Linked DNA regions of Homo sapiens: region 1 is linked to region 2. Evidence: chromatin loops called from intact Hi-C (ENCODE). Cell type or tissue: mammary epithelial cell. All regions are shown on one strand. Each heading gives the region's core, and the rest is flanking DNA. Links, peaks and the distances in the headings are about the cores only. Region 1 has its middle 260 kb from the start of NECTIN3-AS1. Region 2 overlaps LOC105374037 (a long non-coding RNA gene).

The links. A loop is a pair of places that touch in the nucleus more often than their neighbours do. Peaks named below come from ENCODE experiments on the same cell type or tissue, not always from the same donor. Only the 100,000 strongest peaks of a DNase experiment are listed, where the experiment ranks them.
Region 1: it touches region 2 in a loop (2.5-fold over the local background); 4 of 110 quality-filtered maps call a loop at or near these places.

The regions. Positions count from the first base shown.
Region 1 is chr3:110,808,212-110,819,542 of GRCh38, forward strand. No RefSeq gene overlaps it. Among named protein-coding and RNA genes, the nearest start is that of NECTIN3-AS1, 260 kb to the right of the region's middle. In mammary epithelial cell, for the core only: no CTCF peak of the experiment used is centred there; DNase peaks (open chromatin) are centred at 6,140 and 6,900; H3K27ac peaks cover 2,495 bases.
Region 2 is chr3:110,571,574-110,582,904 of GRCh38, forward strand. All of the region lies in intron 3 of LOC105374037 (a long non-coding RNA gene), which reads right to left. Among named protein-coding and RNA genes, the nearest start is that of NECTIN3-AS1, 490 kb to the right of the region's middle. RefSeq lists an enhancer at 5,233-5,821. In mammary epithelial cell, for the core only: no CTCF peak of the experiment used is centred there; a DNase peak (open chromatin) is centred at 5,528; H3K27ac peaks cover 443 bases.

The DNA of each region.
Region 1 (11,331 bases), core at 3,090-8,089, 240 kb after region 2:
CATAAGTTAAAATAAGCACTTCTCTTACAAATATTGAAAAGAAATCACCGTATTATGCCTTAATATAGCAGTCACATATCAAAGAAAATTTCTAAAATCAAAAACACAGAAAAATATATTTAAATATGCCCCAAATCCTCCAGAACTATGTAAGTGCTACGATAGCTTTAAATACATTCTGTCAATTTCTGGGACAATAATTCTATTACAAAAACACAAACTGTATTCTCTAAAACAGAGACATCACTCAACCAGAGAAATGAGTTAATTCAAAAAAAAAAAAAAGTAGATCACTGAAATGGAAAGCTGATACACACACACATATTTACATACACATGTATATGAACTATATATGTCTATATAAGCAAATACATATAGATGTTACATAAAATCTAAAATTTGAAGTATGAAAATTTCTAATTCCATATTATTTTAATGCAATTATTAAGAAGAGTTGTTCCTTTTAAAGCATCACTTTGATAGATACTAGAACAGTCTGCCTAAGGAAAGGCAACAGTAACTATTCTTAAGGCAATTTATAGGCTATATTCTTTGATTCACTGAATATATAGTTTTGCTAATATGGTGAGAAATTAGATAAATGTGCATTCCCCATAAATTGGACAATGGTCTGAAGCCAATTGCTAAGTCAACTGTGTAATTGTTGTAAACATTTCTTATACGTTAGTCATTTTCCCACACTATAAAATTAGTTGAGACTTGAATTTTCAGGTTTTAGTCCCCTGATTGGCAATTTGTTTACCAAAAAAAAGCCCCCAAAGCACCGTATACCATCATATAATTAAATGCCTGCATATGCTTTGAAGATAAAGCAATCATTATGAAGTATTTCAAAGAATTATTTTAGGAATAAATTCAACAAGTACATTAAGTAGATGTATTGGTGTTAAAAAATGGAAATATGCCTCTTTATACTCTGTAATATCAGCCGTAATGAGCACCACTAGTTTTAAACACTGTTAGTCTTTAGTTGGTCTGTCTCCATTCTGGAAAAGGACATCAAAAAAAGCTGATAACTTCTATTAATGCAAAGATATTCAGGGATTCTGCTGGTTCTTTAATTGTCTGTAACTGGTCTCTCTGTTCTTCTTCCTTAGAATGTTAAATGAAATCAAATAGGCTGGAGTGCCCAGAAAGAATAGGCACCTGCCAATGAGGAATTCTTAAAGCCGGTGAGTGAATATTCACTATCAATATCATTAGTGCTTTTATTCAGTTATCCATTAATATATCTATTCAGTTACCCGATATTTTCTCAACAATTGTTATAGGTGCAAATTATGGAGACAAAAAACCTGCCCAGTTTTTTACCTCAATCAACTGATGCTCTAACAGTCACGTAAGTAAGAAATACTATCAAATCACTGAAGAACTGGGATATTTTCTATAAGGTTCACCAAGACAGGAAAAAATGATAATAAAATCTTAAAATAATACTGTAACACTTAATTATTTTTCATGGTATATAATCTTGTGATCTCTGGGTGTTGCTTGAAAACCATCCACATGAATGCGTAATTGCAATGATTGATGTGGATCAGGATCAATACTGAGCCTTCTTTGCCAGATAGAAATTAAAGGAGCAATGATTGTTGGGCTAGCCTCAATTTCCATCCTATCCCTACCCCTCACATGGCTGAACACAAAATAGTTTTTTATATTCAATAGAAGAAGTACCCTCTCCCCCTGTCCTGGCAACCTTGTCTTCTGTCTTTAGAGATCACATTTCAAAAGCAAAATTTATACTTTTCAATATAAGTCAGAAAAAAGAATTTGTTTCCCAAAGAAATAATTCTATAAATTTGAAAGTCACCTATAAAGGGATATCTGAATTAGTTTTCCACTATCCAATAGATAAAAGAACTGGTGAAATATGGACAATTTACAAATTCATCTCTAAATTATTGAGTGCATACTATACCAGATTTTAAAATCAGTGCCAAATTAACATAATAACTATAATATTGTATAACTTTCTTGTTAAAAATTTAAAATTCTGAACCAAACTCTTCAGTTTATTGATGCGGTATACCTTATTAGAGACTTGAGCTCTTGCTGTTGAAAAATGCTTTTAGGGAGATGAAAGTAATTGGTTTCTACAAATTGTGTTCTGGCTTCCTAAAAGTAATATAACCTACTTTCTTTATACAGATGCTATATGCCAGCTGAAAAATAAAAGATAAAAGAATCAGAGATGGAGTAGGGAATCTGACTTCGGAAATGTGTAAAGGACAATGATTGTCTGGGGAACAATGGGAAAGAATGATGCAGGAAAGGGAGAATGTGTGTTAGCCTAGAAGTTTCATTTCCATTTGGAAAAAGGAAGAAAACTGGATACTTCCTGAGTTTCAACTGTGAGTCAGGTCATTTCATAACCTTGTTTAGTGTTCATGGCAACTGTATGAGAGAGTATTTTTTTCCTATTTTACAGATTAAAAAATGAACTTAAATAAAATATCTAAGATCCTATAGTGGCCAAGCTAGGAATGGAATTGCCTCTGTATGATTCCAGAGCCTGTCTTCATTCTCTTCTGGATAGAACAGGGATCAGAGAAGAACAGATTATTTGGGAAATAATGATGTATGCTGACATCAGAGGACTCAAACTACAAAAATGTAATTTATATTTCAATGCCTCAGTGATGTTTTATTCAAAATGCCAAATAATTATATTATTTTTTACAATAATCTTAATGTTCTAGCATGGGAACGTTCTCAGTGTAACCAGTGTTAGACCACCAAGGGAATTAGGAATTTTTGTTTTAGTTCAGGCTTTTACTGATAAACTTTCCAAAGACTATTAAAATAGCTCCTTGCTTTAACTTTAAAATGGTTTTCACACTGTGAGAAAATTATAAGATATTAATGAGTTCATGCATGTGATGTCCTTTGAGTTCCCTGAAAGAAGGGGCTTTTTAGAAAAGTGATGCTGTCCTCTTTTGTTCTTTTTTGTTTGGTATCTTGCCTAAGTTGACTGAACATTTGTGGCTTGTTGATTCTGCTAGTCACCAGAAAAAAATGAAGCCATGCTTCAATGGCCAAATTAGAATAGAAGTCAGTTAATGATTTAACTTCTACCTCCAGACTTTCAGGAATAAAGATTTTGGCAATGCTTTGATTGCCATTGCTTTAGTGTGTGTAGGTTGGTACTTCACCATGATGTGAGATTTACTTAATAAGAATTCAGAAGCTATTTGTAAGAACATGGGATGTGAGCATCAGAGATTGTGACAGAACTTGAGAGCTACCTTTAAAAAATCCAGGAGGTAAAGAAGGAATGGAGAGGGGATAAAAGTAGCTGTTAATAGAACCAGCAATATTCCAAGTAAGCATATTTAACTTTATAAAGCACTGCAGATGTCGTCAGTTTGGTGACCTGGAAGACAAGCTCACATGAAGAAATATCTTTTTGACAGGAGAATGGTTTGTACGTAAATGGACTTTAAATGTACCAGAGATTGTTTGTATTTGGTATTACATTACTTGAAAAACTAATTACACAGTTTGTAATTAATAGGCAACACTCTCTTTGGAGGAAATAATTTTAACCCAATATCTGGAGTTGCTAATTTTCATTTTCTCAACTCTTCTCAACCTCCCTTGATCCTAATCTTCTTCGTACTTTCTCACCAGTCACCTTCTTCTCACTTTCTACTGGTTTCTTTCTATGAACATTTAAACATAATCAATATGCCATTTGTCTAAAACAAATAAACAAAACCCTCTCAACCCCATAAGCTTCTCCAGCAATTGTCCAACCTAATTATTTGAATTATTTTTGTGTTTTATACATAATAAATACACAATATGTATTTGTCCAATCAAATAATGTTTGTTAGAACTTAATGCAGTCTTTTGTAAGTTTTATCACTTGCATCATGATTCTTTCTATTTATATGTACCAAGATTGTTTTAATTCATAGATGACTCCTAAATCTATACTCCCAGGCTATTGTCTGGATTTGCAATCCAATTGCATATATTTTCAACTATCTATTGGACTTTTTCACCCATGTGTCTCACAGCACTTCACACTCAGCTTATCCAGAACTAACTCATCAGGCCTCCTTCCATATATGTATATATATCATCTTCCCTATCTCAATGAAAGGCAGCAAAGCAGCTTCATCCACTTCATTTTCCAAGCCATATATCTAAGAGCTATCTCTTATCCCTCCCTGCTCCTCATCTCCAATATTTGTGTTAACTACTGCATATTCCTAATTTTATCCCCTTAATACTTCTTAGATCTCATTTCCCTCCATCTCACTGTATTCTAAGCCATACCATCATTATCTCCCTAGATTACTGTAACTGCCTCCTAATGCTTCCATCTATTCTGCATACTTGATCTAGAATAATCTTCCTAAACATAAATGTGGTATTAACACTACCCTGCCCAAATCTTTGCCCATTGACCTAATAATGAATGAACAATCCTTTAACACAGCTTGTGAGTTCCCACCTGCATCATTTATCCCTACCTGCATCATTTATCCCTACTAGACCAACCCATTCTATAGGGACACTGAAATATTTTTCTCTTCCTTGAACCTGCCATATTATCGTGTTAGATCTTCAAGCATGCACTTCTCCCTCTCTGGAGCACACTTTCCCCATTCTATTCTGCTCCAATCTGAGAGGGGAAAAGTAAAGTCTCAGCTTCTATCTAGAGGCCACCTCTAGTTAGTCTAGATAAGATTAGGTTCTTGTCTATGTCTTTTTTCTAAGTTATTACTAATCATATTTTAATTATTTTATAGTTGTCTATCTTTTTCAATAGAGTCCATAATTATTACGAAAAGAAATCATGTCTCTTCTTGATCTCACACTATCCTCAGCTTCTAATACAGTGCTTTGCAAGTAGTGGATGCTTAATAAAGTTTTTATGTAAGTAATTTTATCTGAAATAAAAAGTAGCATCATTTAAGCATACAATTTTTGATAGTCGATTGCATGCTTTCCTTAGAGAGTACAGATTCAGAGTCCTCTGAATTGTTCATTCCAACCAGGCCATGTTTTAAAACAAAAGGGGATAATATTAATGAATTATAGGTCAACAGAGTAAACTGAGATTCTTACAGGCAGACTAGGAAATGTGGTCACCCTCCTTTAGGAGTTTGGCAGATAAGTAAAGTACATGTGCCTCTGCTTTTTCTGGGGAAAAGGAAGGAGTTCTATTGATCTAGAGATGGCAGAAACTATGCAACTCCAGACAGTTATTTGTATGTAAGAATACAGACCCAATCTTATCAGATCTTCTGATTTGTCAAGAAAAAATAGGGAATTCCATCTGAATTCTATTTTATCTGAAATATCTTGATGTTTTAATGTTAGTAATGCAGTGATTTTTTTTTTTTTAGAAAAAGCAGTTCTAGGTATAGGCAGGAGATAAAAATCAAAATGAATAATAATCTGCATAGGCTAGATACACAGATATCAACATTAGCCACTTTGTAAGAGCAGGGTACTCCAGGCATTATACCTTTAGTCGCTGAGTCATGGGGGAGGTTTGGAAAGTCCTAAACAAGGGGCCTATGCAGCCAGGATATTAGGAAGACATTCAGGAGGCCTGAAAGCATCGTAATATTCTAAACCCAGCATAGCCACAACCTAAATATTCATCCTGGTATAGCTATAAGGAATACTTCATGAGGCCCTCCAAAGTGACTTTGTTAACTTCTGAAATAGTGTGATAATTTTTATTTCCCTACTCACTCACCACACAATCATTTCCTAATTGCTGTCTGTGTTTGACTTGCACCTGTATTAGGTAATAAAGATTCAGAATTTTATTCACACTGGTTCCACTACCAATTTTACTATTCAATTGAGAAACAGATACCATTAGCTGCTAATTCCAAAATCATCAGTTTGGTGACTATAACTTGGGTCAGAAAGATTTAGCACTGCTTCTCCTTCCACATCCACAACTTCTAGCTCACAGTTTGCCCCTTAGAAGTATCTGTCTAACATTCATAGTTTAGCCTGCAAGCTGTTGCTTAGTCTAGTAATGACACATACAGAATGGTTTTATGGTCAAGCACTGAGTCATTCCCCAAGCTGCTTGTTTTAGCTATATTCTCCAAATGTATACAATATAGATTTATAAAAATGATTATGCTGAGGTTATAATTTCAAAATGAGCCACAAAGTATGTTTGAGGTACTCATCTGGCCTTTTCATTTTACAGATGAGGAAATACCCACAGGCGGTTGAGCAAATTCCTGAAGAGCATACAACTTGTAAGATGATGACTTCAAAGCTCTTTGAGTGCTATCAGAATTTGTGAGTAACAGAGGCTTCAGCCTATGGATGGGGATGGAGGCTACACAATTTGAGGTAGGGAAGGGTGGGAGTTTGGGAACCAAAAGTAGTTACTAGCTTGTTACCAAAGATAGATTTTGGTTGCAAAGAGGCAAAGTAAACTGCCAGTGACCTCACCACAAGGCAGGGGCAGACTTCCTGCTAAGGCATTAAGACCTTCTCAGTCATCTGGGGAACAAAGTGGCATTCACAAGGAACCGCCTCTGACCGCAGACCTACTGGGTAGTGGAGGTTTTTCATTCTTAAGTTTGTTCTTTCATTCCTATCAACTTGCAGATTTTCTACTGTCATCACCCACCTCCTCTCAAACCCTCATTTCTATTCAGCTTAGATCTCCTCTTTTCCTTTTGTTTTCTCCTCGATTATTTTTATCTTATTTTATGCCATCATGCCCCATTTCAAAGAAATGTTCTTGTTTTCTTAAAGCCTTCTACGTAAGATCCATTTAGCTCCTCATTCCTACAGAAACCTGGATTTCCTGTGGCAAAACCACTTCCCTCACAAAATTCCAAGTACACTCTTTTTATTCTTCATCCTGCCTCCTGTTCTCTTGGTCTCTGAGTCATCCAAAGCCTAGGTCATCCATGACTTATACTGAAATCCTATCTTCTCTGTCAGCAAGATTCTGTTTCAAAAAAAGGAGCCATTGCCCCCTCTTCATGTCTAGTAACAATGCCTTAGTTCGTACACTTAGAGTTTCTAACTCAAAACATTGTAATTGACTTTTGAATGATTTTTCCACCTCCTTCTTCCCTTTCAGCTCATTCTTCTAGCCACCAGAGCTTTTTGTGTAAACCACAACACTGATAATGTCATTACAGCACATGTGTTATCACTTCCAAGATAAAGTCAAAGTGCCTTGGCAGTAAAAATGCTTTGTCCTAGTGAATTATATGCTTTCTTATGTTTTGATCTAGTGATTTGGTTTATAAGAACTTCTTTTAAAGAAATAATCAGATTTAGAGAAATGTTTATTTTAATAATATTCTCTGTAATGCTATTTAGAAGAACCAAAGAACAAACTCAAGTGTTCCTAAATAGAGAAGCCATTTTAAATTTTAAAATATCCATAAAGTGAATTACAATGTAACCATCCAAAATTATGTTTATAAAAAGTGCTGTTGCCAGCCAATATGGATAAGCATACTATAGCTTAATTCCCTAACTGATTACAACTAAAACCTGTAGACAAAATACAAAAAGTAATTACCTGAATAGGATAAAAAAGCAGGCAGGTTGGAGAGGGAAAGTCAAAACTGAAAAAGGAAACTCATGTGAGTATAATTTTTGGGGGAGTTTTTTTTTTTTTTTTGTCTTTTCTTTTCTTTCATGAACTAGGCCTGAGAGTGAACTCCAATAACAGAAATCTGGGGGTAGCACAGGCACCTAAGACTGCAAGACAAACCTAATCTTTTTGGTCAGAGGATTGGGCAAAACATCCCCTGCAAAACAGAAAATGTAGGGGAATCCAGTAGAAAAGAGGGCAGAAGAAGGAAATTTCCTAATTCTATGTATAAATTAGCTAAACTCCTGAGCTCATCTCTGAGTTGTGAATGCATAGGAAAACCCCAAAGTAACACAGAAAAAACTTCAAGAATTGAGCCATAATATAAAGCACCACCTCTTAGTTTCTGACTAATCCCTGGTGACACGAGTGGCACAGGCTGAAAGCAATGTAGCAAAGGTTTAGAAACTAAACTGATATTAAAACCACTAATCACCTTTTGAAACCAAAAAGGTAAGAAAAATTTTAATAAGTTACTAAATATGTCAACTACCTGCTAAAAACAATAACTCTATATTTTGTTTAGAAGTTTTAGTTATAATCAGCTGGTGAGTTAAGCTACAGTGGGCTTATCCATTGAGCTGGCAATGGAACATATTATAAATAAACAACATTGTCAACAGGCTTTTAATAAAACCTACAATCTCACAGAATAATATCAAAAATGTGTAGTGTATACTCCAAAAAATTATACATAATCCAAGAAACTATGATGAATTGTCAAGGAAAAATACAATCAACTAATGCTAAACACAAGGCAACCCAAATGTTGGAATTACACAGAATGACTTTATAGCAAAGAACATAACTATCCTTTAGTTGTAGGTGTAGTTAAAAGTAAACACACTGGAAATAAATTGAAATATAGTAATTTTCAGCAGTGAATTAAAAACAATTTAAAAATGAAAACGTTAGAACAAGAAAATATAATAGATAAAAATTTTAAAATTCACTGGTGAGTTTACCTACTGAATGAAGAAAACAGACGAAAGAGACTGGAAACTTGGAGACAGCCCAACAGAAATTATCTGTTAATTAATTTATTTGTTAAGAAACATAAGGGAAAATGTTGAAAAAAATAACAGACTCTAGGTGCCTGTGGGAAAAATATCAAAAGTTATAACATCCTTGTCACTTGAGTCCTATAAGGAGAAGCTCAGAAAACTTTTAAAAGGATAAACTCAAAGAAAATTAGGATTAGACAGATCATGATCAAAGTGGTAAATACCAAACATTACATAGAGTGAGCACGAATTGCAATGATTGAAGTTTCCTCATCAGAAAACATGAAAGCCAGAATACAGCAAAATAAATCTTTAAGATACTGGAAGAAAAAACACTGTCAACACAAAATTATATAGCCAATGAAAACATCTTTTAGATATGAATGCGAAATGAAGACCTTACCAGATGAAGGAAAGCTAAGAGAATTTGCTAATAGCAGATCTATTCCAAATGAAATACTAAAGGAATTTCTTTAGGCTTAAGGGAAATAATATCACAGGGAATCCTGAAACTTCAGAAATGGAGAAAGAACAACAGAAATGATAAATATCTGGTTAAATATACTATTTTCTTTTATTCATTTTTTTAAAGTTAAAAATGTGAAGGTACACAATAGGTGTATATATTTATGGGATATATGAGATGTTTTGATATAGGCATACAATGTGTAATATCCTTTCTTGGTGTTACAAACAATCCAATTATATTCTTTTAGTTATTTTGAAATGTACAATAAATTAGTGTTGTAGTCACCCTGTTGTGCTATCAAATACTAGATCTTATTCATTCTAACTATATTTTTTGTACCCATTAACTATCTCTACTTCCCCCTTTCAACCATTACCCTTCCGAGCCTCTGGTAATCATCACTCTACTCCCTATCTCCATGGGTTCAATAATTTTAATATTTAGCTCCCACAAATAAATGAGATCATGTGAAGTTTCTCTTTCTGTGCCTAGCTTATTTCACTTAAGATAATGTCCTCTAGCTGGATAGTACTCCATTGTGTATATATACCACATTTTCCTTATCTATTTGTCTATTGATGGCCACAGGTTGATTCCAAATCTTGGCTATTGTGAATAGTGCTGCAATAAACATAGAAGTGCAGACACTCTTCGATATACTGATATCCTTTCTTTTGGATATATACCTAGCACGAGATTGCTGGATCATATGGTAGTTCTATTTTCAGTATTTTGAGGAACTTCTAAACTATTTTCCATAGTGACTGTGCTAATTTACATTCCCATCAACAATATATGAGGGTTACCCTTTCTCCACATACTCTCGAGAATTTGTTATTGCCTGTCTGTTGGATAAAAGCCATTTTAACTGGGGTGATATAATATCTCATTATAGTTCTTATTAGCATTTCTCTGATGATCAGTGATTTTGAGCACCTTTTTATATACCTGTGTGCCATACGTATGTCTTCTTTTGAGGAATGTCTATTCATCTTTTGCCCATATTTTAATTGGATTATTAGATTTTTTTCCTATTTTGTTGTTTGAGTTCCTTGTATATCTGGTTATTAATTCCTTGTCAGATGGATAGATGGCAAATATTTTCTCCATTTTGTGGGTCTCTCTTCACTTTATTGATTGTTTCCTTGGATGTGCAGAAACTTTTTAACTTTATATGACCTTTCTTCAGTTTTTAAAAAATGTATATAACTGTTGAAAGCAAAAATTATTAAGTATTTTGTGTGATTTTGAAATATAATTAGATGCAATGCACATGACACCTAGAACAAGTAGATAGTAAACAAACCTACATGGTTGTAAGACTTCTACATTTTACTTTAAATGATAAAATATTAACTCAAATAAACAGTGAAATGTTGAGTAGACATACTGTGATCCATAGAAAAACTATTGAAATAAATAGAAGCTTTACCAAAAAGCCAATATATTAATTAAAATGGAACACTAAAAACAGTTTAATTAATTACCAAAAACGTCAAGAAAATGAAACATGAAACAAGAAATAGAGGAGACAAAGAATATTAGTAATAAAAAGATAATAAATTAATAATCAACCAAATCTAATCAGATCAACAATTAAATTAAATGTAAATGATCTAAACACACTAAGAGATAGATTTTCAGGTTTTCAATTTTCTTATTATTTATTTATTTATTTATTTTTTGAGACGGAGTTTCGCTCTTCTTACCCAGGCTGGAGTGCAGTGGCGCGATCTCGGCTCACTGCAACCTCCGCCTCCCGGGTTCAGGCAATTCTCCTGCCTCAGCCTCCCGAGTGGCTGAGATTACAGGCATGTGCCCCCATGCCCAGCTAATTTTGTATTTTTAGTAGAGAAGGGGTTTCTCCATGTTTGTCAGGCTGGTCTCGAACTCCCGACTTCGGGTGATCTGCCCTACTCAGCCTCCCAAAGTGCTGAGATTACAGGCGTGAGCCACCGCGCCCTACCCAGCCCAATTTTCAGGTTTTTTAAAAAGAAGGCTCAAGTATATGTTGTCTACAAGTAATCCATTTTGAATATAAAATAACTGGTTAAGGTGGCGCACGCCTGTAATCCCAGCACTTTGGGAGGCCGAGGCGGGCGGATCACGAGGTCAGGAGATCGAGACCATCCCGGCTAAAACGGTGAAACCCCGTCTCTACTAAAAATACAAAAAATTAGCCGGGCGTAGTGGCGGGCGCCTGTAGTCCCAGCTACTCGGGAGGC
Region 2 (11,331 bases), core at 2,407-7,406:
AAAGAAATAAACTACCAAAGCTAATGTAGGAAAAACTAGAAAATGTATATTGATGCACACAAATTAAAGAAATTGAATTCATAATTAATCCACTTCCTCCTCCACATTATTTTAAAATATTTCTTCCAGCTTATAAGGCTCCATTGATTATTCTTTTTTCAAACATTTAAGAAAGAAACAATTCCAATTCTACAGCTTCAGAAAATAGAGGTCTGAACAATTCTCAACTTATTTTGTTGAGATATAACAGGAAACGAGAATGACAGACTAATAGTCCTCATGAACATAGACACAAAAGCTATAATATATTAGCAAATAAAATCCAATGAAATGTAAAAAGAATAATACATTATGACTATGTGGAAGTTTATCCTTGGAATTTAAGGTTGGTTTATATGTGAAAAATCAATCAACTTAATTCAGCATTTTAATAAAATAAAGGATAAAACCATATGACCCCTTCAATGCATGCAAGAAAATTATTTGAAAAATATTTAAACCTTTTCATTGATAACAATTCTCAGAAAACTGAGAATAGAAGAAAACTTTCTCAACCTGATTAAGAAAATCTGAAAAATCAACAACTAAGATTATCTTCAAAGCTGAAAAGATGAGTGATTCCTACTCAAGGTTAAAACAAAGAAGGTCAATTCTCACCACTTCTATTTAAAATTTTACTGAATGTTCAACTAACACATTAAAGCAAGTAAAAGAAATAGAAACCATATGGAGAGATTATAAAGGAATTATAAAACTTTTCTTATATGCACACGACATGATTGTATATGTAGAAATAAGCTAAGAAATGCATAAAAACTTTACTAATATAAATAAGTGAATGTTACACTCTTTTGGGATGCAAGATCAATATACAAAATTAGTTATATTTTTATATAGCAGTAAAAATGATTAGAAAACAAAATTTTTAAAAAGCAACATTATTTATTACAATAGCAACTGAAAATATAATTAGGGCTAAATTTGACCAAAATGTGCAAGAACATAAGTTGAAAGTATAAAATTAAAAAAAAAATGAAGTTAAGGAAGACCTTAATATACAAAGATATATACTATATTTATGAATGGAAGATTCTGTAATGGTAACATGAAAATCTTCTTCAAATTAAATTGTAGGTACAATGCAATCACAATCAGAACACTACTGGACTTTGTGAAGAAACTTGTAAGCTTATTTTAAACTTCATATGAAAATGCAAAAGACCAAGATTATTCAAAATAATTTGAGAAAATAAGAGTAAATGTTGAGCACTTACATCAACTAATTTAAAAACTTATTCTAAAAATAATCAAGCAACATGGTCTTGGTATAAGGGTGGATTAATTGATCAATGTGACAGATCGGAGAGACCAGGAATAAACCACACATACATAGTAAACTGATTTTTGACAAAGGTCCAAAGTAATTAATTAAGAAAAAATATAAGCATAGCCGTAAAATGTATGAATTTTATTATATGTAGGCAGTATTTTTAAAAGAATATGAGAGATTACACCTTGCTCAGAGGGTCAAGAGAGTTTTCATTCACAGTTGATGTACAAGATAAGGCTTCAATGATGGATAAAATGTTTATTGTGCTCTCGGAGGTAAAAAAAATTCCAATACAGAAAATCAAAATATTTCACACCAAAATACACTTCTTTGGCATATTTTGAGATTGCGGTTCAGAGGGCCTGCAAAGAGAAATAACCTGGAAAGCTGTCTTTTGTGGGTGAGATTTGCATCTGTAGCACAAATCGGCATCTGAGGCAGCCAGGATTTCTCTGAGACCTTCCGTTGGCTGAATTTAGGGAAAATTAACAGAGAGTCTGACACCTTTAAAAGTCTGAAAGAAATATTCACAACAGCAAAGACTTGGAGCCAACCCAAACGTCCATCAATGATAGACTGGATTAAGAAAATGTGGCACATATATACCATGGAATAGTATGCAGCCATAGAAAAGGATGAGTTCATGTCCTTTGCAGGGACATGGATGACACTGGAAACCATCATTCGCAGCAAACTAACATAGGAACAGAAAACCAAACACTGCATGTTCTCACTCATAAGAACAATATTCTTATGTTCCATGTATTCTTGAACAAAAAGAATACATGGACACAGGGAGGGGAACATCACACACTAGGGCCTGTTGGGGGCTGGGGGACTAGGGGAGGGATAACATTAGGAGAAATACCTAATGTAGGCGACGGGTTGATGGGTGCAGCAACTACCATGGCACATGTATGCCTGTGTAACAAAACTGCAAGTTCTGCACATGTAGCCCAGAACTTAAAGTATAATTTAGGCCGGGCGCGGTGGCTCACGCCTGTAATACCAGCACTTTGGGAGGCCGAGGCGGGCGGATCACGAGGTCAGGAGATCGAGACCATCCCGGCTAAAACGGTGAAACCCCGTCTCTACTAAAAATACAAAAAATTAGCCGGGCGTAGTGGCGGGCGCCTGTAGTCCCAGCTACTTGGGAGGCTGAGGCAGGAGAATGGCGTGAACCCGGGAGGCGGAGCTTGCAGTGAGCCGAGATCCCGCCACTGCACTCCAGCCTGGGCGACAGAGCGAGACTCCGTCTCAAAAAAAAAAAAAAAAGTATAATTTAAAAAAAATTTTTTTAAATAAAAAAAAAGAAATATTTACCATCTATTCTCTCTGAGGGCTGCTACCTGTGAGGTTTCATCTACAGGACAAGGCTGTCTTTGCTTGCCAGGCCTCATCTTTCTCCAACTCCCATAACCTGTTTACCAGCAGAACCTATTTGGCTACAGTCCAAGCCTCTATTCTTTCTATAACCTCAAGATGATAAATAAGCTTCTGAACCCCATGGGAAGGTTGAGGGAATTATTCTGTGGCTCTCCTCCATGTACACAGTCTCACATATTTATGCCTTTTTTTTTCAGTTAATCTCCTTTTGTGAGCTGGTTTTTCAATAAACCTCAGAGAGGAAAAAAAAAAAAAAAAAGTTTTGTGTCCCCTTTGGCCCCTACACCCATTGTAGTGACTGCACTACTTAGCACAGCATCTAATTGATATAAAAACATCAGAAATATTTATAAAGGAAAGATAGGAAAAGGAAAAGAATAGAGAGAGATAAGCCATGATCAAAAGAGGAGAGAAAGTTCAGGATGGACAATTTGTTTCAAGTTCCCAGGTCTCTGAAAAAAAGGAGTACTTGATTTGTGAAAGCATTTGGATTTTATTTAGACTATAATATAAATGTAGAGTGAAGTTTTCTCGTTTATGTTTTAAGATTATTCTGGCAGCTGGGTAAATTGTGTATATAAAGGGGGACAAAATGGACACAGGAAGAAAGAGTAGGAGGAGAATATTATCACAGTGTACATGAGAGATGTTTGGAATAGGATGGTAGCTCTGCAAATAAACAAGTGAAGAGCTATATTTTGGAAACAGATCTACAAGATTTGCTGGACTAGTGGTAAAGGAAAAGAATGAAAAAAAGGATGATACCAATACAAATCACTTGAGCAAATAGGTAAGTGGTGATGCCCTCTCCTTAGACGGAGAAAATTTTACTAAAGAAGAAGGTAACCTTATGAATTTTTAACATTTTATAATTGTCCCCTTTAGTATATATAATTTGACTTTTCACCATTCAATTTTTGTGACCTTATTTTATATAAAGGCAGACAAAGATTTATACTTAAAGATGATTTGCTCTATCACACTTCACAATCGGGTACTGAATTTTAATATTCCAAGCAGCAAGTTTCTTAAACATGAGATTTCTGATATCAAAATATAAGAGTGTTCTGGAAAAGATGTACTTTCATTAAGCATTGGGATACAAAGTTTAAGATAAATATGTTAGACAAGATGCCTAAGAGTTTTACAATGCTACATAAGCAACGATTGGCCAGCTCTGATTCCATTTTCCTAATTTCTCCAGAATCCTGACAAAAACACAGTCTGAGGGAAAAACGAATCACTTTTCAGCTGGTTTCTTGTGGTGATGTCTTGTCTGTCATGAATCACTTCATTAAAATTAAACCACTTATTGTTGTGAGAATTAAGATGACTTGAAATTAAAATTAAGCTCCATGGATGAAAAATTTTCTATGGCTTATATTTATGGGCACTGGAAATCTTGGGAGCTTGCAAGTCCACAAGATACTACAGAATTAAAACCAACAAAAACATCTCTGAAGTGACTGCCCAGATTTAAGGCTATGTGGCTGAAAGAAAATCTAAGGCAACTGGATCTTCATAATTCATTAAAGTCCAGGAAGAAGGGCTCAGAGCCTACTCCCTGCCCAAACCACACCTGCCTTTGTAGCTGACAAGCATCACCACCAGGAGGTGAATCTGTGGGTACCATGCTAAAACCGGAAGGGAATTCTCCAGAGCACGATGAGGACATTTTGCTTCAAAAACGTATGTTTTAATACTAAAATTTGATGTCCAAGAACTTCTTAGTATGTTAATACTATCATTCAAGCAAGGAAAGAAACAAGTAGAGAGATGGAAGTAGACAGATGGAAGCAGGCACTTACTTCAAACTCCTGAGTGGACACATAGATGTTTTGTAAATTTTTGTTTAGTGATGTATTCATTGAACAAAAAGCATTTAAAAGAGGATGGAAAAGATATGATTCCATGTCTTGAAATAGCTCACTTTACCAGAATATTTACAAATGATACTATACGCTATATATGTGACATGTAAGCATTATTAGCCTACTTTAAAACTACAAAGTCATCCTTTTATTAATTATTTGTAACACTCTTCTGTGGCTTTTTAATTTTTTTGCATTTACGTTTGCACATTATGTCATTATTGGTTACTACAAACTGTAAAGCTCTCTGATAAGGGGTTTAATTTTTTTTTAAAAAAACACATGATTTCAAAAACTAATCAATTACAATTTGAAATGGGTTTTGAAATAATTTGGTTTCAAGGTAAGCTATTGTTTTCCCTGGTGCCATCTGTAAATATTTATAAAATAAATTAGTTCCTTAATAAGCCCTCTGGTTCACTCCCTGACATCATTGCTACCCCAGTTGTACTGAAGAATATACCTTTCAATCCATTTTGAAAGCACTTGTTTACATGATATAATGCACTCAATTTTTCCATATGTCATTATTAAACACCCACTTCATGTCAGGCACCATATTAGGCTTTTAGAAAGAGAATATTAATAATAACTCAGTTTAAGTTATTCATTAAAGATGTGTCCAAATGATTTCTAGGCAATATTTTGTTGGTTAATTGTTAACATAATACTTTTGGTAATAATAAATTTGTATACATTTTGTAATCATTTAAAATTTTTACTTAAAAATGAAATGATGAGTATATCTGATAGTTCTTGCCTCTGGTCAGGACTTTTCAATTCATCTTAAACTCCAGACCTTTCTATGCACAACCTTTGATAATGTACAAATACAGCACCTACTCTCAGCTCAACCTAGAATTTCTCATCTTCTGTTCTTGGGCATCTCTGACTCAGCATCAAGCAGTCATGCAAATGCAATGCAAACAATGAGGAAGTTAATACCCCATGGAGCAATTGTGAATAAATGTGCCAATCTTTTGTTCCTTGGGTAGGTTTTGTGAGATGACTCCACAGAAAGCCCCAGCCTAATCAGCCCCAGATGCCCTTGCAAGGACAGCTTAGTATTTATTGAACCTTGCATGGCCTTGTCCTCCATCCTCGTTTCCCTCATCCCAGCGTCACTCTCTCCTGACTCGGGATGATTTCTCAAAATAAACTATCTCCATGTAAGCCTGTGTCACAGGCCCTGCTTTCATAGGGGAAGCCAGGGTAGGAAGTGAGTTTTCACAAAAGTCACAAATCCAGGTAGGCATGTGGCTGCAAATTCATACACCACTGCAAAAGTAGTTAAAAAAAAATAAAAAGACTTCATTATTATATTCTGTTCACAACTTACCTAATAAGACCTACATTTCTTGCTTAGCATTAAAGATTTTTAATACTCTGTACCTCAACCCTGGCCCCTTCCACTCACAGTATGCAATCTTACTCCCTTTTTGTAAACTAACCGTACTTGCTACTCAGCCAGGACCTCCAGCTAAAGGAAGGCCCCTTCTATCGCACCCACTGGTCAAGCATATCCTGCTTGGACATCTTTCTTCCCTGAACTCCCATTGCTTTCATAGCCTGCATTACCAAGTTTTTAAAAGATTGTATTGCCACAAAATCTTATCTAATAATATTGGGGATTTTTTTTTTTACTCTCTCCAATTATATTTTAGCAACTTGAAGACAGAGACACTAAATTTTGTTTTTACATTTCATAGCATAGAGAAAATTGCGGACACATAGTAGGTCTTTAATAAATGTACAGTGTTCATGGATTCTCCCTTCAGTATACTTGACAGAATCTTAAAATCTATTATAATATCAAGATGCCAGGAAAGACAGCCTAGCTTTTCCCTGAGGTCAGACTCATCACTCTCTGCTTTCAAGAATGATTAAGATTATGACCAAGTCTCACAGAAATTAGCATGCACACATGCACACAGGCACGCAAAAAGTAACTGCTAAACTTCTGCTTCATATTAAAATATCCTTATTTTTTTCAAAGGAAATTTTCAGTATGAAGAAGTCTAATTATTAGAGAAATGTAGCATTTTAACTTTCTTGGCCAGTTTGGGGTGCAGAGAAGCCTAAATTAGCTGTGAGGAAATAATGCCCAGACAAGTTGTGATGCTGTTCTTGAACTTCCTTTCTGCAGTAAACAGAACTACAGTATGCCTTAGTTCAAGCCCGTCTCACTCCCTTTCTCAATTAGTATGTAAAATTGCCCAGGGTCTGTTCATTGGATAAAATGCAGTCTTCTTGTGGGGAGCTTCAAGGTCCTTCCTGATTTTCTCTCTGAATACTTCCTCAATCTAGTCCCATAAGCCTCTACCTTTCCCAGTCTTAAGTTCCAGTCATTTGGAATTAATTGAAATTTTCTTTTAACATTGTTTTTAAACATTCTATTTCTGCTTTTTGAAATGTTTCTTCACTTGACTAACTTATTTTTGGTGTTCAACACTCAGTTTAGTTACTATTTCCTTTAGGAAGATACCTCTGATGTTTCCACTCTAGTTTTATAATGTATTGTTTTCTGCCTATCACTATAATCCTATGCATCACCTTGAACTGCATTTAGCTGTTTATCTGTATCTGTTTCATTAACCTCCAAGTTTCCTATGATCATAGATCAATTAATACTAGTATTAGTTCCTCAACATATAGTAAGAATTCAATACATGTTTAAAGAATAAATTGACACTAAAGGAGATTGAAGTAAGAGTGGGTATGTGATTAGTGTTATGAAGGAAGTAGTGAAGCAAAGCTCTTAACTATAAAAAGAAAACTGAAAAATTGGGACTAAAATGAATTGAGCAAAATAAAGAGAAACAGTGTGGGACTGAGATGGTCACATAAATCCATGACTAGTGATCCCCAAGCAGGGCTGACTGGGATGGCCTGTCAAGGAGCAAACGAGATCAGATCAGAGAGAACAGGAGAAAGAGCTCTGTACATGTGGCTTGCTGTACATGATTTACAAAATGAAACTCTTCACACTGGTAAGCACCTCTTGCATATTAATTAACTAAATGATGACTAAATTTGCATTTGGGGGCTACAGCGACAGGTACAGATGCTGTGTTCACCATTTACTTTCTGTGTGTGTTTAATCGTTCTAAATCAGTTTCCTCACCTGCAATATGAGATGAGCAATATATCTGAGTTATAATGGGGACTAATAATAGAGCATACAAGGATTTCAGGACAGATCCTAACACATCCTATTCAATAAATGGCAGCTACTGTTCTTAGTAGCAGTAGTAGTAGTTATTGCTTTCATTTTAGTGGTAGTAATAATAATCTTATCTGAAGAAGAGGAAAACCTCAAATTTTTTTGGTGGCAGCAGCAGAACTAGCTGGAGGTAAAAGTGAGAATTCCTCTACTGAGAGTCTGTTATATACCCTCCATAGGCTCTGCAGAGGTCATTTCCTCTTTTACCAGATTTGCTACTGTCAACAGTCTGAGCTACTTGAAGCACATCAAATTAGGGAGGTATTCATTATTGTGTGACTAAGAAGATGCTTGAGCCATGGTTGTCTTCACTACAAGCATTCCAATAATTGAGCATCTTCTCACCCCTTTATTTCATGATCATTTTAAGGGCACCAGAAAAAATAAAAACAGAGAAGTCACAGTGAATTGGATACAGAAATATTGTTCATTCTTCTTCTACCATGTTTTACACGTCTTTCTCAGGTGGCCTACTTGCCAGCAGCTTCGGATACCTCTAAATCCTGGAAGCTAGGCAAGTATATTTTCTAAAATGCCTGAGTAGCAAATTAATTTTAACAACACCTCCCATCTCTTCTTCTATGCAAGAGCATATGACTCAGAAACTACCCTCCCTCCTGCTGACTGCAATTCCTCTCTCATTCCAGGATAAATAGACCAATTTAGTGTCGGTAACCACTCCATTTATGCTGGGATTGCCTAGTTAAAGAGACCTATGCTTGATATCTGTAGGGGTCCAGTTAGATATTACTAGAAAACAGGATATCTTTTTCAAGTTTGATCTGCTGCAAGGGTTTATACACAAAGTAAATATCGATTGCTTTGTCAGGATTTTGCTTGCATCTCTCCTTTAATTCAAGTTTGAAGCAAAATATAATGATGAGACACAAGGCTACTGAACAATATTCAAATACCTCTCTGATGGCAAAACTCATTAAAAGCCACAGGGCTCTTGTGATGAGCCAGTGCTTTCCACATGACATCAAGACAATATGTGTATGACCTTCTCAAAAAACCTGCTGGAAATTACATCTTTTCAAAAAGCAGGGTCAGAACTATGAATCAGCCCATAGAATATGTATAAAAATCACCGGCATTTTGGTGAGCTAAGAAACAAGCTAACTGCCTGCAGCAGCATCCATTTAGTGACAAAGAAGAAAACACTAGATTTCTGTAGTGATCCATCTCTGTAACTTCTATAATCACCTAATAATCCTAACATCTAGCAAATTTCAGAAATATAGAAGGAATACATTTTATCTTCAAACTTATATAGGATATTCCTACCACTTCACTACATTATTTTAGTAAACAGTAGGAATATTTTAAGATAAATTTTAAAAGGATACCTTCTCAGTAATGCAGTTGAAGATGGTATGTATCTTCACACTGAGAGAACACTTTTTGGAACTATAATCACTACTGTACAAATTAGAGCCCAAAATAAGATAACATGTTATCAAAGGCCTATACTTATTACTCTATATAATTCATAACATAGTAGCTTTCAGGAAAATTACATGTTTCTATAAAAAAGCCAAGCCACAGTCTTTGGTTTAGATAATTCTTGTGAAGCTGCATCTTGTAAACCTAGGAATACGGAGTTTAAGAATGTCATACCTGTAAAATCAAATACTGTTCTTGATGCTATTGCCTATCCAGGATTTTAAATAATCCTCTTGTTCAAAATTTTGTTTATAGTAATAGATGTGTGTAGCAACACACTTTTTAAAAAATTATTTATTTATTTTATTTTTATTATTTTTTTGTGTGTGAGACAATGTCTCTCCCTGTCTACCCAGGCTGGAGTGGAGTGGTGCAATCTCAGCTCACTGCATCTTTTACCTCCTGGGATCAAGTGATCCTCCCACCTCAGCCTTCCGAGTAGCTGGAACTGCAGGGCGCATGCCACCATGTGTTGCTTTTTTGTTTTGTTTGAATTTTTTTATAGAAATGGGATTTCACCATGTTGTCCAGGCTTGTCTTAAATTCATGGGCCCAAGAGATCCACCCACTCAGCCTCCCAAAGTGCTGAGATTACAGGCATGATCCCAGTCTTATTTTTTTATTTTTCAATAATATCAACGTTCATTTTAGAGTCAGGGGTACATGTGTGGGTTTTTACATGAGTACTTAGTGTGATGCTGAGGTTTGGGATATAATTGAACTTGTCACTCAAAAATTGAGCATAGTACTCAATAGTTTTTCAACCCCTGTCCCCTCCACTCCTCCAGCCGTCCCCAGTGTCTACTGTTGCCATCTTTTCATCCGTAAGTACTCAATGTTTAGCTCTCACTTGTAAGAACGTGTTGTTTGGTTTTCTGTTCCTGCATTCATTTGCTTAGGATAATGGCCTTCAACTGCATACACGCAAAGAACATGATTTCATTCTTTTGTATGGCTGTATAGTATTCCATAGTGTATATGTACTGCATTTTCCTCATGTAATCTAATCTCTATTTAATTAATCATTGATAGGTACCTGGGTTGATTCCACGTCTTTGCTATTGTGAATAGTCTTGCAATGAAGATATTAGTGTATGTGTCTTTTTGGTAGAATAATTTATTTTCATTTGGATATATACACATTAATGGGATTACTGGATTGAATGGTAGTTCTGTTTTAATTTCCTTGAGAAATCTCCAAACTGCTTTATACAGTGACTGAACTAATTAACATTCCTACCAACAGTGTATAAGTGTTCCCTTTTCTCCACAGTTGTGCCAGCATCTGTTGTTTTAACTTTCTTTATTAGAAATAAATAATGGTCATTTTTACTGATGTGATATCCCACTGGGTTTTGATTTACATTTCTCTCATGATTAGTGACGTTGAACATTTTTTCAAGTTTGTTGGCTTCTTTTGAGAAGTATCTGTTCATGTATTTTGCTGATTTTTTAATGGGGTTATTTGTTTTTGGTCTGGTGTCCAGGCTGGAGTGCACTGACATGATCTTGGCTCACCTCAACCTCGACCTCCCAGGTTCAAGTGATTTTCCCACCTCAGCCTCCTGAGCAGCTGGGACAACGATCAGATGGATGTAGGTGTGCAGCTTCCTTTCTGAGTTCTCTATTCTGTTTCATTGGTCTATGTGTCTGTTTTTGTGCCAATACCAGGTGTTTTGTTTACTGTAGCCTTATAGTATAGCTTGAAGTTGTGTCATGTGAGGCTTCTGGCTTTGTTCTTTTTGCTTAGGACTGCTTTGGCTATGTGGGCTCTTTTTTGGCTCCATATTAATTTAGAATAGTGTTTTCTAGTTCTGTGAAAAATGCTATTGATAGCTTGATAGGAATATGGTTGAATTTGTAGATTGTTTTGGGCAGTATGGTCATTTTAACAATATTGATTCTTCAATCCTTGAGCACAGAATGTTTTTCCATTTGTGTCACCTATTATTTCTTTAAGCAGTGTTTTATAGTTCTCTTTGTATAGGTCTTTCACCTCTCTGACAGAGAGTGACTTAGACAATTTTGGCTGCTATAACAAAGTCTACTTAGTTAGAAACAACTTTACATACATA